2 separate regions of the Homo sapiens genome follow, and region 2 is linked to region 1. Evidence: read pairs that join two places in POLR2A ChIA-PET (ENCODE). Cell type or tissue: IMR-90. All regions are shown on one strand. Links, peaks and the distances in the headings refer to the core of each region. The heading gives the core; the rest is flanking DNA.

The links. Peaks named below come from ENCODE experiments on the same cell type or tissue, not always from the same donor. Only the 100,000 strongest peaks of a DNase experiment are listed, where the experiment ranks them.
Region 2: POLR2A ChIA-PET joins it to region 1 with 8 read pairs; 3 of 35 experiments call an interaction of 5 or more read pairs at or near these places.

The regions. Positions count from the first base shown.
Region 1 is chr7:112,530,974-112,535,385 of GRCh38, reverse strand. No RefSeq gene overlaps it. Among named protein-coding and RNA genes, the nearest start is that of LSMEM1, 52 kb to the right of the region's middle. In IMR-90, for the core only: no CTCF peak of the experiment used is centred there; no DNase peak of the experiment used is centred there; H3K27me3 peaks cover 143 bases.
Region 2 is chr7:112,777,933-112,782,344 of GRCh38, reverse strand. All of the region lies in intron 2 of TMEM168 (transmembrane protein 168), which reads left to right. Among named protein-coding and RNA genes, the nearest start is that of TMEM168, 10 kb to the left of the region's middle. In IMR-90, for the core only: no CTCF peak of the experiment used is centred there; a DNase peak (open chromatin) is centred at 2,464.

The sequences.
Region 1 (4,412 bases), core at 165-4,164:
CACATGCCTGTAAACCCAGCTACTCAGGAGGCTGAGGCAGGAGAATTGCTTGAGCCCGGGAGAGGAAGGTTGCAGTGAGCCGAGATCGTGCCACTGCACTCCAGCCTGGCTAACAGAGCAAGACTCTGTCTCAAAAAAAAAAAAAAAAAAAAAAAAAAAACTTTGTCCTAAGATTCAATAATTATATTTACTTAACTATTAACTTGATGTTTTTCCCCTAAGATCAAGAACAATACAGATGTCCATACTCATCACTTCTCTTCAACATTGTACTGTAAGTTCTAGCTGGAGAAATTAGGTAAGAAAAAAAAAGGCATCTAGATTGGAATGAAGAAGGAAAACTACCTCTAATCACAGATGGCATGATCTTGTATATAGAAAATTCTAAGGAATTTTTTGAAATCAAGACTAATAAACAAGTTTGGCAAGATTGCAGATAAGAGATCAATATATGAAAATCTATTGTTTTTCCATATACTTGCAATGAGCAACCAAAAATTAAATTAACATAATTCCATCTATAATTGCATCAAAAATAATAAAACACTAAGGAGTAAATTTAATGAAGTACAAAGATTATAACCTGAAAACTACAAAAATTGTTTAAAAAAATTAAAGAAGATCAAAATAATTGGAAAAATCCTATGTTCACAGACTTGAAGACTTAACATTGTTAAGATGGCAATACTCCCAAATTAATCTACAGATGCAATACTTATCAGAATCTCACCTGACTTCTTTGTAGAAATGGACAAACTGATCCTAAAATTCATAAGGAATTGCAAAGAACCCAGAATGGCCAAAAACAGTCTCAAAAACAAGAACAGAAGTAGGAAGACTCACATGTCCTAATTTCAAATTTTAGTACAAAGAAATAATAATCAAGACAGCATGGTACTGGCACAAGGATAGACATATAGATCAATAGGCTAGGATTGAGAGTCCAGAAATAAATCCATATATCCATGGCCAACTGATTTTAGGCAAGGGTGACAAGATCATTCCATAGGAGAAAAAAAAATAGCCTTTTCAACAAATGGTGCTGGGACAACTGGATAGCCATATGCAAAAGAATGAAGTTGGACCCTTACCTCATACCATATAAAAAAATTAAGGTAGATTGAAGATGTACACAGAAGAGCTAAAACCAGGAAACTTAGAAGAAAACAGGGGTAAGTTTTCATGACCTCCTTGGATTATGCGATGAATTCTTAAATATAACACCAAAGCATGAGACAGAAGAAAAAAATAGTTAAATTGGACTTCATCAAAATTAAAAGTTTTTGTTCTACAAAGGATATCACAAAAGTGAAAAGACAGTCTATAGAATGGAAGAAAATATTTGCAACCTCTATATCTAATGAGACTGGTATCCAGAATATTTAAAGAACACTTACAATTTAATAATAAGGCAAATAAACCAATTTAAAAATGAGCAAAAGAGCTGAATAGAAATTTCTCCAAGGTAGATATAAAAATGGCCAATAAGCACAGAAAAGATGCCTAACACTATTAGTCATCAGGAAATGCAAATCAGAACCACAAGACACCGCTTCATACCCACAAGGACAGCTAGAATTAAAAAGTCAGACAAGTACAAGTGTTGACAAACGTGGAGAAATCAGTACCCTCATACATTACTCATGGGAATGTAAAATGGCACAGCCTCTTTGGAAACAGTCTGGCAGTTCTTCAGATGATATTGGTATACAAAAGAATGGAAGCATATTACACAAAAACTTGTTCATGAATGTTTATAGCAACACTATTCATAATAGCCAAAGGTGGAAACAATCCCAACGTCCATCAATGAACAAATGGATAAACAAAATGTGGTATATCTACACAATGAAATATTATTTGGTCATAAAAAGGAATGAAGTACTGATACATGCTACCACATGTATGAACCTTGAAAAATTATGCCAAATGTGTGCTGAGTGAAAGAAGCCTATCACAAAAGACCACATATTACAGTACACAGTTCCTAAGAAATGTGCATAATAGGGAAATCTAAAAGACATCAAGTAGATTAGCGGTTATTCCAACTAGGAAAGGAAGGAAGTGGGGAGATAAGGTGGTGATAGCTAATGGGCACGGGTTTTCTTTTTTAGATAAAAATATTCATATTCAGTTGGGTGTGGTGGCTCACACCTGTAATCCCAGCACTTTGGGAGGCAGAGGCGGGAGGATCCCTTGAGCCCAGGAGTTGGAGACCAGCCTGGGCAACGTAGGGAGACTCCACCTCTACAAAAAATAAATAAAAATATTAGCCCGCTGTGGTGCTGTATGCCTGTGGTCCTAGCTACTTATGAGGCTGGGGTAGGAGGATCACTTGAGCCCAGAAGGTCCAGGCTGCAGTGAGCCAAGATCATGCCACTGTGCACCAGCTAGGATGACAGAGCAAGACCTTGCCTATCTGTCTGTCTGTCTCTCTCTCTCTCTCGATATATATATATATATGCGTGTGTGTGTGTGTATGTGTGTGTGTGTATATATATACACATTATATATATACATATACACATTATATATATACATATACACACACATATACATATATATACACATATATATACATATACACACACACACTCAAATACACATATTCATATACACACATGTATACAATATATACACATATTCATATTTTTTAAGTTGACCATGGTGATGGTTGCACATATCTGTGAATATACTAAAAAATTTTTAATTGTATACTTTCACTGGGTGAATAGTATGGTATGTGAATTATCTCTCAATAAAGGTAATGAAAAACTGACATTTAAATAACTTGTAAGATGTTATTTATGCCATAATTCCACTTATTTAAAAACACACAAAACAAATTTTTTTAATGTTTAAAGACAGAAATACAATATATGTCTTAAAATTAATTTGGGCAGAAAACAAACATTTTAAAATAATGAGTTAGCTTGAGAAAGATTTTTAAAGTGAGTAAATTGGGGAGGATGCAAAGGGAGCTTCAACCACATCTGTAATGTTATATGAAAATATTAAAGCAAAAGCAAAATAATTGTGTAAAAGCATTGTGGTATTCTCTAAAATTTTTAATAGATCTTTTTTGTTGGCTTTAGTTAGGGCCAATTGACATAAGCAGCAATTATACTAATTGCTAAGCCAATATTTGTCTCTTAAGCCAATATTTGTCTCAAGAGAAACAAAGTCTATGAGATCCCTCTACTTGGTATATTTGGAATAGAAATAAGGACATGGATCTATAGTTAATGAGGACTTGCTGTACGTTACATCCTTTAACCTTTTTAGTCTCTTTTCCAAACTTTTTTCTCTTTCTACCCTATTTTTCTCAAGTGCTTTGACTGAAAATAGATGTAATATAACCTAACAACTATCTGACTAATGCAAGGATTTTGTATATTATCTTCTTTTAATACAGTCTAAATCCTGACATTTTCCCCCCACAAATTACCTGGCTATAGGCTCAGTCTCAGTCTGGGTTGTTGTTGAGCCACAGATAATAACCATGGGTAACCAGCATGTAAAACATTCTGACTTAGCAACTATAAGACCAAGACTTTGCTTTGCTAGATATCTTGGTTCCTCAACATGGGAGTAACAACACTTCCAGAGTATATGAAATGCCTTTTGCAAACTAAGAGTTAAAATCCTCTCTAGACCTCCTATCACCTTAGACTAATGATTTCAGCGCAAAGGCCTTCCAGATCTCCCATCTCCTCTCATTCCCTCTTCTCTGTTCCGCTCCTCCACGTGCTGAACATGGTTCTCACGGCTGATTTATCAACTTTAGACCATGTGTATCTATTGCCTTTCTGCCACAATAGGCAAGGATTCAGCACACACTATTACCCACCTTTCCTTCCTCTCGCCTCCTCATTTTTGATATTTAGATAACTATTTTAATTCATCTATTGCTTATCTTTATTGTTTTAATCATTAAACTATTTGAACGTATTCAATTCAATCTCAACTCCAGTTTGTAAAATGAGAATATTAACACTCTTATTTGCCCTCCATCTCACTTTCCCCTTCTACCTTCCGTCCATTGACAGCTGCCTCTTTGCTTTTCCCTTTTCAAAGCTGATACTATTTATAGTCTGTTCTATATTCATAACTGTGTGTTCCATAATTTTTAAATGTCGGCTTCTCAACTCAAGTGATTTCCAAAGAAAGATATTATGACAGGGTTAATTTGCAAGTATTGTTTTGGCTTACAAGGAGATTTTAATGTAGTCATTTTGATGCAGCTTCATCGAAATATAAAAATTCTCTATTGTTTAAAACAAGAAATAGAAATGTATGCGGTAGACTCCCCTAAGCCTCACCCCATCTCTGAACATAGGAGAGGATAGGAATGGGGTGAGGCTATTTATGATGCACATTGCTTGATCTTAAGAAAACAAATGCTTAATATG
Region 2 (4,412 bases), core at 210-4,209, 250 kb before region 1:
ACTTTTTCTTACCTAGTGGTCTTCAGATATGGTGTGTACCACTGGAGGTACACAAAAACTTTCCAAGGAGTCTGTCAGCAGAGATAATTTTAAGAGAATCAGTTTCCTGATTCTCACCTTCCATTCTACTCTTTCCTAAAGTTGATCTACTTGAGAATCCCTTTAGCTGTAGGTGATAGCATTGTGGTTTTAATTTATGTCTCTAATGACTAATGATGTTGAGCATCTTTTTATGTGTGTATTAGCCATTTACTTTGTTGTTTAAATATTCACATCTTTTGCTCATTTTAAAGCTGAGGTTATTTGTCTTTTAAGAGTTCCTTATATATTCTGGATACGAGCCCTTTGTCAGATAAATGATTTGGAAATGTTTACTCCCAGTCTGTGGCTTCTGTTTTTATTTTCTGAATGATACAAATTTTTGAAGAGTTTTCAAGAGTAAAGGTTTTTAATTTTACAGAGTCCAGTTTATCCACTTTTTCTTTTATGGGCTCTGCTTTTAGTATCTTATCTAAGAATTCTTTGCTCAACACTAGGTCACAGTTCTTTCAAAAGCATTATTGTTTTAACTGTTACATTTAGGTGTATGATCCATTTTGAGTATAGTATGAGATAAGGATCTAAGTTTGTTTTTTTTTTTTTAATATATAGATCTCATTGTTCCCAGCACCATTTGTTGAAAAGATTAACATTTCGCCTATTGAATTGCCTTGGCGTCTTTGTTTAAAATCAGTTAAACATAAACGTAAGGTTGTATTTTTGAGTTTTTTTGTTATATTGACCTATATGTCTACCATTGTGCTAGCACTATGCCATCTGGTGAGATGTTTTCTAATTTCCTTTGAAATTTCCTCTTTGACTCATGGGTTATTTATAAGTTTGTTGTGTGATATCCTAATATTTGGAAGTTTCTCACATTTCTTTCCATTGATTTCTAATTCCATGTAGTTGGAGAACACTGTGTGATTTTAGTCTTTTAGGCCACTTGTTTTGTGGCATGGCATGTTTTATTCCATGTTCACTTGAAAATAATGAGTCCTCTGTTGTTGGGTACAGTGTACTATAAATATCAGCTAGATTAAGTTGGTTGGTGGTGGTGTTCATGTATCTATAGCCTTGTTAATTTTCTGTCTAATTCTGTAATACTGAGAGAGATGAAAATCTCTATTATAGTTCCTGAATTGTCTACTTGCTTTTTCAATTCTGTCTTTTTTTTTTTTTGCTTCTTTATTTTGAAGCACTGTTCCTAGAGGTAAATGCATGTTTGTTATATCTTCTTACCATATTAACTCTTGTAATTATGGTAAACAGCATAGTTGAGTAGTTAAAACAGAGATTGTATGGCCTGCAAAACAAAATATTAACTATCTGTGCCCCCGTTTTTTTTTTTTTTTTTTTTTTGATACGGATCATGTATTTGTGTGACCACCACTACCACAGTCAATTTGTAGAGCAGTTAAATCACTGCCAAAATTCCCTCTTGCTTCCTTGTAGTCAGTCCTTCTCCCAACCCCAGGTACTTGGCAACCTGTTTTCCGTTCCTAGACATTTTCCTTTTCCAGAATGTCATATTCGTAAAATCATTTAACATTGTAGTCTTTTGAGCCTGACTTTTGTTTTTGAGACAGGGTCTTGCTCTGCAGTGTGGGCTAGAGTACAATGGTACAATCATGGCTCACTGCAGCCTCGACCTCCTGCGCTCAAGCAGTCCTCCCTGCCTTGGCCTTCCAAAGTGCTGGGATTATAGGTGTGAGCCACTGCACCTGGCCCTGAGTCTGACTTCTTATTTAAATCATTTGAGATTCATCTGTGTTGCTGTGTGCCATCAGTAAGTTAGTTACTTTTATTGTGAGCAATATCCCATTGTATGGATGTTCCAGTTTATCCCTTACTCAGTTGAGAGACACTGAAATTATTTGCAGTTTTTTGGTAATTATGAATAAAGCTGCTATAAACCTTTGTAGACAAGGGTTTGTGTTAACATAAGCTTTTATTTTAGTGTGATGTGGGATTGCTGGGTCATGTGGAAAGCATTTCTTTTAACTTTATACTGCCATACATATGTATTTCTAATCTACAGAATAAGCTCATGACATAAATTATCTCTGTATATATTCCAGAAATCAAGACTCAAAAGGTTAATTAACTTATTCGTGTACACATAGCAAGTGGCTGAGCTGGGATTGAACAAAAGTCTAACTCCGAAGCTTGGGTCCTTTCCACTATGCCCTACTTCTTCCACGTAAAGAAGTCATTTGACTTTAAAATTATACAGTAGCCTTCATAATGTTCTTAAATTTCCTGAAACAAGCAAAGTTTTGAAAGTCGCCTGTGGTTTCTTAAAGCTGGATTTCTCACAGTCTCTCCATTTATATATTGCCGCATTTACGTATACTGTTTCTTAGTTGGGCTTTACTTTCTTTAGACTTCTATGTATGTTTTCCAAATCTGGTTTGCATAAGGTGACTCATACAAGAATGCTTCTAAACAAACAAGCCGTATATGTTTATGTAAATGTTACATTTTAAAAATGACATTGCATAAAGAAATTTTGTTCCTGTTATCTGAAAAATTTTAGGATATGAAACATTGAATACTTTGACCATGACTTGAAAGCCCAGCTGAATAGAGATCTAATAACTAGTAACAACTTTTATTCAAAGGGCATTACTTACAGGTTGTTTATTGGTCTTCTTTTGTGCTCAGTTTATATCTGCTCTGAAATATGAGCCATGTCTTAAAATTTGATAATGAGCTGAGGATAATTTGGAGAAGCAAAGGAGAATAAGTACTTGTAGGCTTGAATCAATTGATCTTATTTGTTACTTGGAATTAAGGTGTAAGGAGTACTCCAAAGTCACAAATGACTTCTAGATTGAAGCTATAGAATAAAGGTTTGCAGGCCAATAAAATTGAAGCTCTCTGAAAGTGGCAAGCAGACAAAACATCCTAAATTTATTTTGGCTTCCCCTGGACATACTTGCCATCTGTTCAGTTAAGATTACGAATTTTTGTATTGCCAAAATACTAACTTGTGTGTGATCATAATAGAATATTTAATACTGTTTTTCTAAGCTTGCTTTTTCAAAATAACCTAATAGAAGTACTTAATGATTTTTTCCTGATAAATTTGCTTTCTAAAAATGTATGACAGGGCCAGGCATGATGACTCACATTTGTAATTCCAGCAGTTTGGGAGGCCAAGGCAGGAGGATTGCTTGAACCCAGGAGTTTGAGACCAGCCTGGGCAACATAGGGAGACCTTGTCTCTACAAAAATAAAAAAATTAGCCAGGCATGGTGGTGCATGTGCCTGTGGTCCCAAGCTACTTGGGTGGCTGAGGTGGTAGGATCACATGAGCCTGAGAGGTCAAGGCTGCAGTGAATCGTGATCATGCCGCTGCACTCCAGCCTGGACGACGGAGTGAGACCCTGTCAATCAGCATAAAATTCTCAGTTTCTAAGATTTTTTAATATAAAAAGCAAGTAGTAACAGATCATCTGTTATTTATGAGTTGTGATCAATAGACCCCTAAATATCTACTTATTTAGTCTACTGTATCAAATATCATCATCAATGTTGCAAAACCAACATTAGGGTATTGAATAACATCACTATCAATTAACATTTTAATTGGAATTTTGAATTATTAGGCTTTTCATTTAAGTCATCTACAAATTGATTGACAATTGAACTTTATCATTTGCTTAGTTCACTGCTAAATCAAACTGTTTAATACTTTTTTCTAATAGTAAAAACATACTGAAGATTGAGAAGCACTGGTTTAGAAAAAATATGTAAATATATAAAATGTAATAGCCTGGAAATCAATCAGAAAATTGGAACTGATTCCATTTGTAAGAACAGAAACATAAAATAAGTTTTAAACTTATAAAACTTTTATTTTAAAATTACTACAAACCTCAATGTAGGTTATAAAAGAAGACTTCAATAAATGGAAAAACACACCATACTTCCTGGGATGAAAAGACTCAATGCGGTGCCTTGCAGGCATTTGTATACATAGAGGAAACTGTTTTCAAAGCTGAGCTGCACTTTTGGTCCCCTCAAGAGTGGCAAAAATAAAAGCCAAGCCCAGGGCCTCCAGAAGTGAGATCTCTGGTAAATTACCTCCCATTTTACGCTTACACACTGAAAGAAGAGGGTGGAGCCATGTGTGTTATAGCCCTCTCATGAACTTGCTTTCTGCCCTTGTGTCCTGTTGGTGGTTCAACCTGGGATTAAGTGGTCAAACCTGAATTAAGATATGTAGACTCGTAATGTCCGCAGCTCTCTGGAAGAAACAGATTGCCTCTAGGAGAAGGTATCATTATCCTAGGCCTAAAGTTAATAATAATATAATTTTTATATCCAGTGTTCAGCTTATAAATTTAACCAGGTACACACACACA